2 separate regions of the Mus musculus genome follow, and region 1 is linked to region 2. Evidence: chromatin loops called from intact Hi-C (ENCODE). Cell type or tissue: heart. All regions are shown on one strand.

What was found. A loop is a pair of places that touch in the nucleus more often than their neighbours do. Peaks named below come from ENCODE experiments on the same cell type or tissue, not always from the same donor. Only the 100,000 strongest peaks of a DNase experiment are listed, where the experiment ranks them.
Region 1: it touches region 2 in a loop (2.3-fold over the local background); 1 of 42 quality-filtered maps calls a loop at or near these places.

The regions. Positions count from the first base shown.
Region 1 is chr6:6,873,043-6,878,042 of GRCm38, forward strand. Dlx5 (distal-less homeobox 5) reads right to left here. Exons shown (of 3, transcript NM_010056.3): 3 at 4,759-5,000. Among named protein-coding and RNA genes, the nearest start is that of Dlx6os1, 3.9 kb to the left of the region's middle. In heart, no CTCF peak of the experiment used is centred here; no DNase peak of the experiment used is centred here; H3K4me3 peaks cover 1,434 bases; H3K27me3 peaks cover 4,599 bases.
Region 2 is chr6:6,181,121-6,186,120 of GRCm38, forward strand. The region is part of intron 2 of Slc25a13 (solute carrier family 25 (mitochondrial carrier, adenine nucleotide translocator), member 13); the gene reads right to left. Among named protein-coding and RNA genes, the nearest start is that of Slc25a13, 34 kb to the right of the region's middle. In heart, a CTCF peak has its summit at 2,570 (motif pointing right); DNase peaks (open chromatin) are centred at 2,791, 4,121 and 4,761; H3K4me3 peaks cover 631 bases; H3K27ac peaks cover 2,000 bases.

The sequences.
Region 1 (5,000 bases), 690 kb after region 2:
ACATCTTACCGACCCACACAAGCTGCCCAACCAAGGCCACCCTGCAGGGTGGCAAGCAGGCTCCCTAGCTCCTGTGAATTTAAGGGCAATAATGAAATGTCCCCTGTTTAGTGACCCCTGTTTATAGATGAAAGTTGAGTCCATATCCCGCACCCCCTTCCACCCACCCTTCCCCCCCTCTTGCAAATGGCAAGTGGCTGAAATAGTTCTAGGTGAGAATAAGCGTCCGCTGGCGGTTTCTGTTTTCACGCCTTTCAAGGAAAAGAAATGCTTTAAGATAAATCATAGCTTTGAACCGTTTACCATCCTTCACACCCACCCCACCAAAACAACAACAACAACAACAACAACAACAAAAACAACAAAAAACCAAAACAAAACAAAATAAAAGCAATAGACTGTGTATGGTGGATTCCACAGAGAATTGTTATTGAAACTGGGAGGGAGGAGAGAAGGGTGGGGGGATCAGGTCATGAAGCCATTTTCCCTTCCTGTGGTGAAAGGTCATAATGTGTGGTATTTCACGGTTTCATATAAACCTTGGTTTAGGATGCGGAACAGACTCAATAATACGTGTGCTTTTGGCAAAGAAATGAATTCAGAACCACTTAAATCAGAAGTCCGAGCGAGCGAACAACGCGCAGAAACATCTCATTGCTGTTAAGAACAGGACTCGCCTTTCCTTTAAAGAGAGACTCGCTTAAATTCGGTTTGTATCTTCAAAGTTAGAACTCAAAAGTATAAAACAGGTTGTTACATTACAGTAGGCAGCCCTAGCTGACCGCGAAGGAAAGGCTCCTCCATCCCTCAGTCATTCATACCTCTGGCAGTAGACACCTTGTACCCTTTCTGCCTTGCACCACTTAAAAATCTAAAGCCTGTCAGAAGCAAAAGAAAACGCCAGGGATGCGAGTCTCCGGTACAGGCTGCGTGGAAAGGTTTAACTAATACCATGCGCACCACCAAGATTTGGGCTGTTTTCTCTCGGCCTGGGATTGGGTCAAAAATGTGCAAGGTCTGTGGGCAACCTGGAAACAAGAGGGTGGTGGGAGCCAGGAGTCGGAGACCAGAGTAAGTCAAGGAGCCCCCTCCCCAAGCGCTGGGCAGTGTAAACCCGCACCCAGCAGACGGGGGTGCGGGGGGGAGGGGGAGGGAGGAAGGTGCTTGAGAGTGGAGGAGGTGGGGACTGCAGGCTGATCCTCGCGGGTGCCGCACTTCCCAACCACCTCTCTGAGCTACTGCCCTCAGGGCGTGCCTTCTCCAAGAGCTGGAGAGCTCTAAGTTGGCCAGATCCCAGCAGCCAGTGGGAGGCACTGGATCCAAGAGGTGGCGGAGAAGGGGCTGGGATGGGGTGACTGAGTAGTCCTAAAGGTCTCTCTTTGGGAACAATAGGAAGCAAGAAGCAGAGGGTGAGTGCAGAGCAGTTTCCAGCAGGCATCCAGGGCAATTCAAGCTAGAGAGTGCTCGGTACTGAATTGTGGAGGTGGCTGTGTGCTGTAACGCCCAACTCAGGCTTGCTGTGGGTCAGTCAGGAGCCCGCGAGCCACTGGGCGTCCCGTGCGATCAAAGGAGCCATCGGAGGCCAGCCGGCACGCCTTGGGTCGTGGGATAAGGGGCGGGGGAGAAAGGGTTGTCCTTAGGCGGGGAGATACTGATCTGGCCCGTGTCACTGGGAGGGGATGCGTGTACACCTTTGTGTGGGTCAAAGCTTTTCTATGCAAGGCAGAGCCCTAGGGTGGATCCGAGGGGGAGTGGACTGACTCCCGGGTAGGTGCGGGGCGAGAGAGAGAGAGAGAGAGAGAGAGAGAGAGAGAGAGAGAGAGAGAGAGATAGAGATAGATCAAGGGCAGCGAGGTCTGCGGGTTCTTCAGTGTGTGTGTGTGTGTGTGTGTGTGTGTGTGTGTGTGTGTGTGTGTGTGTGAGGCTCTGTGGCTCAGCACTGGAGCCGCCTGGCACCCACAGGAATGCAGCTTCCCTCGGATCCCCAGGCCGCCTCTTGTCCCACAAGGAGGTGGCCGCCAGGAAAAAAAAGGGGGGAGAATGAGGGTAGAAACCCGCCTAGCCCAACCCAAGTCTCAAACAAAGGCCAATTTATCTGATCTTCAACAGGAGGGCTCCGGAGTCGGGCAGGGCACCGAGGAAATCACTCAAGCCCTGCCAACATGCCTTGGGCCTCTGAGTCTTTGCAGGGAGGTCTCAAGATGGAGGTCGAAAGTATTGCGTGGATGGGGGGAGGTCTACGGTGAAGAAAATTAGTTCTGAAGTCGGCTTAATTCATCTTCGGGGCATTAGACAGAGGACTAGGCAAGTGAGGAACAGAAGGGGCAGGCGCAAGAGACTTCTACTTGAAGTCCAGGGCTAGCGGGGTCTGTCAGTGCCAAAATGGAAGGACATGCGCTTGGTACACACAGGAAGAAACAATGGAGAGGTGAGAGGGAGGGCAAGAGAAACAGATATTTTTAGACTTTGCTGAGGATCTGTTATTTTTACATCCTTGGGCGCAGGACTGCAGGGAGTTAAATTCCCCAGGGAGAATCCCCGCAGTGCCAGGAAAGCCCGTTGCGGCTCACTTGCCAGAATATTTTTTGTTCACCGCTCCCCATCCAAGTTGAAAAAAAAAAAAAAAACCCTCCCAATTCAAGAGACCTCTACTAGTGAGGCTCACACAGGGGATGCAATCCTAAAACCAGGTCCCAACCCCTGCCATTGCTGCTCCAGGCTTTTGGCGTAGCAACAAACCAACTTTGGTGTCCTTAACAACCAGCAATGTCCCAGTTTGGGGTGAAGGATGGTGATTAAAGAGCATCCCTCTTTTTTCCTGAGAAAAGTCCGGACCCGCCCTTGCCTTTGCTTGGCTGAATCTGAGGGTCGGAGGTAGTGTAGAAAACTACACACACCCCTTCCTACCAGCGCAGCAGCAGGGAGATGACATCCACCCTCTCCGAATGCCAAGACGGAAAGAGCTTGTTCCCAGCACAGTTTTGACACTCTTGGGAAACCAGTGGGCGAGAAATATTGGGGGGGGGGGTGCGATGGATGTCCTCCGCCCTTGCCAACCTTCCCAAATATACACTCCTGGGTGGGGACAGGCCTGTGACCACCAGAAAGCCAGGTCCTGGAAATCAAGACCAAGCCTTCAGAAAGCTGTGGGCATTTGGTTAATGGAAACTGCTGAAATCTTGCAAGCAAAGAAAGAGCAGAAAATAGATACCCTCATCTCCTCCATTCTACTCCCTGTACACTACAGAAAACAAAATGGGGCCAGGACCTCCCCTAACACCACTGCCCCCCACAGATAGAGTGGAGTGAGGACAGGGGATAAATTTCTGTTTAGGCAGGCTGTTTCCAGGCTGCCCAGGCTGCCTGGAAATATATGTTGGCCATCCCCAAGTCCACTGAGTTTCAAACTGGTGGGATTGGTATCACCTGTGCAAAGAAAGAACAAGAAAAGAGAAAGGAGAACAAATGGAGATAGAAGGCTGATGGGAACGGAGGAATGGGAAGAGACTGGAGAGGCAGAAACTGACTCTGTAAATGGCCCAAGGGCACACAGCTTGCCCTTTCCGTTCTCACTGCTGGTTCTCTCTGAAATTCTGAGATGAGAAGATGCAGTTTTTCATGCTCTAATCCCCCTTCCCAAGAGGGCGCTTTTGTCACATTTATTGCTGCCGACTTCTTAGCTCTGGAATATTTCCCATAAATCTAGTAATTTCTAACATTACATATTCTTTGGAAATAGACTTAGATGGACCAAAGGACAGCCAGCCACAAAGATGCCTATAATTCAGGCCTTGGGGCACAGCCGTGGAGCCACGCTGTAGCTCTGGGCATAGGCTAGATATCTACATGCAGAAGTGTAAGGGACGCACAAATCAGAGGCCAGGTTGCTGCAACTCCCATCCTCCTTCCTTAAAGATGGCTTCACAAAGGAATTCTAGCAAACATCGCATTTCCGATGACTTGGAACTTGCCTGGCCCCTGTTTTATGTAAAAGCAGCACAGGAGATCCTGAAAGAGGCATGAAGTACGGATGCCGGTGAAAGACAATTATATGAAGAACCTTATCACAAGAAATGAAACCAATATAGCCCCCCCCCCACCTTTTTGAAAAGTAATTCTCCCCACCCCCATATTTCTTGTTTGGCCCAGTACTTCAGGTTCACTATTGTTCTGAATCCCTATGGTATTTTCTTGGCAGAAAGAACCTGGCCAGATTTGTAGTCATCCACATTAGGACTCCAAGGCTTAAACTACTGCTTGCTATGCCCCAAACATTTCATATTTTTGAGAAAAAAAAACTATATATATATGAGGAATGATAACAAATTTCCTTTTCTTCCCCTGTCTCATAATTGCAATACACATGCAGATGGGGGAGGGGGTCCCCACCAGAATCACTCTGTGCTTAGAATACCAGGTTATCAAGGGATTTCTGTTGGCTTTTTCCCTCACACACGGTAGGAGAAATGTAGTTAATTTCAATATTCCTTCCTACCCAAAACATTTGGAGCTATATTTAATATCATTTAAATGGTTTTGTGGTTAGAGGGAAAAAACCATCCTAAACACGACAGTACTATAAACAGGCCATATGTGCAGACAGATACATGAAATAGAGCATCCAACACAAACACATTTCTGCAACCAGACAGCTCCTGACTTCTGTTTTGCATTGTTGGATTTCTGGAGAATTCATCTGTTCTTAACCGTCTGCATATAACCTCACTAGCCAGTTATCAGGGGGCCAAAAAGGAGCAGTTTCCATGGTCGAAATAATTTTATTTATCCAGAATATACAGTTTAATTCCTCTATCTACACTTATTTACACGGTTAAAATAACATTGAAAAAAGTCTTTTGAAAAGTTGAGGTCATAGATTTCAAGGCACCATTGATAGTGTCCACAGTTGCGCAAAAAAAAAAAAAAAAAGGGTTCTTTTCGTAAAAAAGGGGGCGGGGCTCTCTGAAATGCAATAACTTACATGCAAAAAAAAAGTTTAC
Region 2 (5,000 bases):
AAGAGGAGGGAAGAGGTAAGAAAGTTATTTAGTATCTCCGATTCTTAAACATATATGACCACACAACCAATAGTGGAAGGCCATGACCATTCAAAAGATAAAAATCATACAGCCTAGTAACATCTTCAATTATCATCTGTCACTTTAAAGAAAAAAATTTAAGGAGTCAAATTTTATGCTCACCAGAAGCTCTCAACAATGGCTTTTGGGGGACCTGTGGCAATGTCTGGTAACAGTTTTCATTGTTATGACTTGGAGAGAGGGAATTTGTCACTAGCAAATATAAAATAATGCCCGACAGAGGTCTCATTAGGAAGCCCAGGTGACCCCAACCTCAAGACCTCTCTACCTCAGTCCTCCATCGCGATTACAGGCATGCGCACTAAGCTTAAGGATGTGTCCTTGTTAAAGTGAGATCAATTGTGAGGTATTAACTATCCTTCCATAGAGCTGGCAGTGAACGTCTTGCATTCCTGTGTAACAAAGCCCAATTCAATGCAAAGAGAAACAAAACTGATGTTCAGCCGACCTGAAGCCGTCAGAGCGACCTCTTACTCTGGTTTTCTATTTTAGCCCTTCAAATGTATTTTGTTTATTTTGGCTCCTACCAAGCAATTTATAGATGTGGAGCCCCAGATGGCTTGGGGTCAGATGCTACCCAATCCCTAAGTCCATGGCTGCTCAAATAATTCACTCAAATGCTTACAGTCCCTGAGAAAAGAAGACAAACTGGGCTGAGGAGCTGCCGTGGAGCCACGGGCATCCTCTGTGATGTTGGAAGCAGGTTTAGATTGCTGCACTAGGCAATGCCCTAGTCTCAGCATCACACAGGGGCTCGCAAGCACGGGACTCCCTTCATGGTGTTCTAGGACTCGGTTCACTTTAGGCCAAAAGGAGCAGGCTGTGTCTTGTTTCTGGGCACACCCAGCTTGTGGGAAATGCTGAAAATAAACACGAGGATGCAGCATCCTCGATGAGGAGAACCAGACCTCCTGATTTTCAAGATGAAAGAGAGGAGCATAAGGTACCTGAGGGCAGGGGTTACTAAGTGACCAGAATCACACTGGCAGCAGCAGGGTGATGAGGGGCACGGTGTAATGAAGAGCAGTACCAGGTTGTGTAGGCTGCGGGGTCTGGCTCTACCCGATTCCACCTGAACATACTGGGAGTTAAATAAAGCTTTCTGGGCTCTGATGATTCATGTGCAGAATGGGTGTAATAATATTACCAGCCCCATATGGCTGATGCATGGAGCGGATGAGATAACAACACACACTATGAACGATGCCCAGAACACAGTAAGCACACTTCTGGTTTTGCTTTTTTATTACATATATGTATGTATGCATCTATGTGCATATGTATCCACATATGTATGCACATAGATGCATGCCACAGCACTCATATGGAGGTTGGAGGAGAACTCGTGGAAGTCCGTTGTCTCCTTTCCACCATGTAGAGTTGGGGGGTGGAACTCAGACTGTGCCTTTGTATCAAACACCTTTACCTGCTGATCCATTCTGCTGGCCCACTTTTTTGCTTATCTAATTCATTTCTTTAACCCACCGTTTCACTGAGTGAGATCTGCTGCTGGTATCAAACCAGGTCAAGGATGCAATGAGGGTTTTCTTCCATCGCTAGCGACCTGGTCCGAGGCACTGCCTAAGGGAAGTCATGGCAAAATGCTAGGATACTATCTTCGAAGTATATTTCTCAGATAACAGTACAAAACAGAGACAGCCCAGCGATGCCACCATCCTTCACTGGCATTTACTTTAATTTGCAGGGAATGGACAGAAGAAAGAATTCATTGTTATTTTTTTCCCTAAATGAGGACAAACAAGCTTGAAATGGAAGTGGCCTGTCATCGAGAATGATAGCAATCCTATGGTTGGTTATACGAGGTTTCCCTATGATAGTGATTAATTTACCTTAGAATACAACTTAACTTTTCCCCTGCTGGTACACATTTAGATTCTTTCCAGTCTGGGTTATTTTGTACAAAAACCTAAGATAGCCATTCTTATATATAACATTTGTCCCAATTCCTATTTTCAAAGAACAGACTCCCTGAAAGAAGAAATTGTTGAGTTAAAGGACAGGAACCTTCAGGCGCTCGTCGCTTATTATCACGCTGTTCTCCGGAAACGATTGTACCAATCGCTCTGCCACCCACAGCGCCAGAACGTGCTCTCGTCCCTTCTGAGGTCATATTTGTTTCAAATACTTTTCCAGTTTGACATTTTTATGTAATTCAGTCTAGAGGGCTTTTTTTTTTCCTTTGCCAATCCTTCCATTGCTTTCCTGACCTTGGAAACGCAGTCCCTTCTCATGTCAAGAAGAAATCCCAACACAGTTTCTCTCCTGACCTTTGACCAGATCCGTATTTAGCATTAGGCTCCCGGATATCAGAGCTCTGTTTCTGTATGTTTTGTGACATGAGAATATTCCGACTTTTCCCAATCTATATTGGCTATTCCAGGCCCACAAACCATGTCTTCCCCGACCCTGCCCTGCTCTTTAAGATGCAGGCTTTTCACTGATAAATTAACAGATGACCACCAGGGAGCACAGTGAGAAGCTGACTCCACCTGCAGCTTCAGTTCTCAGAGGCTGGAAAGGCTTCCTGGGGCCGGAGTGTACTCTGGGGCCGCCAGGCACAGCACCAAGAATGTGTCATGGATCGGCAGTTCTGAGCGATGGGAGACAGTCCAAGACCACCCTATCTTGTTGACCTGTCTGTCCTTGCAAGATAACAATGACTCTTGCTTGCGGCAACTGCAGGGAGGGCCCTGTCAGGACAGGACTTTTTTTGGCTGTGTTCTTTCCCACTGTTGTTTCCGCAGATTCCCAGACTGCTGAATGGGGCTCGAGAAACCCTTTCCCGATGAGAGAAGGGTTCAGAACGCTGCATCACTTTTCTCCTGGAGCTTTTCTTAGCCTGATGGTTATCCTTTGCATTTTCTCCAAATGATCCTGGGAATCATTGTCAAGTTGTGAACCGGAAACTCAATCGTCCCCGGAAATGCAAGCTCAAGCCGCTCACTCTCAAGATAATGAGGGATAATGAAAGTTGGCAAAAACACAGAACATTCCCACATGCTGGAGGTGTAAGAAGAAACTGATGGAGCTGGTGAGGTGGCTCAGCGGCCAGGAGCACTGGCTGCTCTTCCGCAGGACCCGGGTTCAATTCCCAGAACCTACATGCCAGCTCACAACTCTCTGTAACTCAAGTTTAGAGAATCACAGACATGCATGCAAGCAAAAATACCAATGCACACAAAAATGGATATTTTTTAAAAATATTTTAAAAATATAATATTTTTTAAAAATATTATACTTGTGTGTGTATGTATATGTATATGTATATACATGCATGTATATGTGTATACATATGTGTGTATTTATATATGTGAATAAACTGACAAACCATTTTAGAAAACTGCTAAGCAATATCTACTGTAACTGTGCTAACATGACTATAGACAGCAATTTCAATCATAAGGAAATCTATAACAAAATGTACATGGACTATAATACCAAAAAGTTTGAGTATTCACAGCAACTTATCTTAGGATGACAAAAATGCTTTAAAAACAAAAACAAGGGGGCTGGTGAGATGGCTCAGTGGGTAAGAGCACCCGACTGCTCTTCCGAAGGTCAGGAGTTCAAATCCCAGCAACCACATGGTGGCTCACAACCATCCGATCACGAGATCTGACTCCCTCTTCTGGAGTGTCTGAAGACAGCTACAGTGTACTTACATATAATAAATAAATAAATAAATCTTAAAAAAACAAAAACAAAAACAAAAAAGCAACAGTCCAGAGATCACTCAATGACTGGATACTTAATTGACTGTCATATAGTCACACAATAAAATACAATGCAGCAATAAACTAACTCACTCCACCACCCACCACACATAAAATCAGGGTTGGAGGTAGAGGTCAGTGGAAGAGTGAAAGCCTGTGTTGACACAGGCCTAGAGCTCAGCAAGAAGTAACAGAGTAGACACAGACCACATTACTATACTTATCCTGCAATGAAATAAAGGCCTGAACTAAGGTGTCATGAGAGAATCCAGCCAGTTAGCTTTGGGGGCGTGGTGACTGACTAGCACAGGGAGCAAGGAACTTCTGGGTGCTAGTGCCATGGGCTGAACGCTCACTCTGTAAATAACCACGGCGATGTGTGCTGAGGATACATGAACCAGACTCAGACCAACTGTCACACTATCACTGAGGAATTTGTATTGCCCTCACTTGTTTAGAGGTGATAAAAGAGGTCTCCTCTTAAATGACATGTTAATTTGGATGCAGAATACAGTTGTGCTCAGTTTAGAACAAAGCAGTCCACCAAAGCAGGAATGACCCACTCTGGGGTTCAAGTAAATACATCAAAGGTTGTCTCTTGGACTCATGGACAGAGGCCAACTACGATAAAAGCATAAACTAGGGATGTTGACAAGGCAGCTTGGTTGTCCTTGAAGCAAGGAACAAGGGTCACTGCTGGGGAAGACACACTTCCAGCTGCCACAGCTCTAGAATACCTTTCAATACCTCTGACGATATTCTTCGGAAGGCTTTTCTAATTCTTTAAACACTCATCAACTGTGGTAACACTGAATGAGGATAGTAGCAGACAGACTCAGAAAAGGAACCTGTCCCTGCAGTGCCGATTCCACCAGGACTGGAGTCCTATCTAGCTTGCTCTCCACTAGTAATTTTAACAAAGCCTGTGAGTGGTGACCTGGGTCAGAGCCCTTATCATCTGGCCACTTGTGTTTACCAGGTGTCATTCACTGAACCCTGGGGCTGAAAGACAAATTCTCCTGGACACCCTTTCAGTCAGAGACTCCCTGGACACACCGTACACCAGGTCCTGTCACCGGCCAGCCTTTACCTTGATTCCCTGTTCCAAGGACAGAATAACACAAAACAGGGAATAAAAAAAATTAATAATTTAAAACTTACATTAACTGAAGATGCGTATTACAG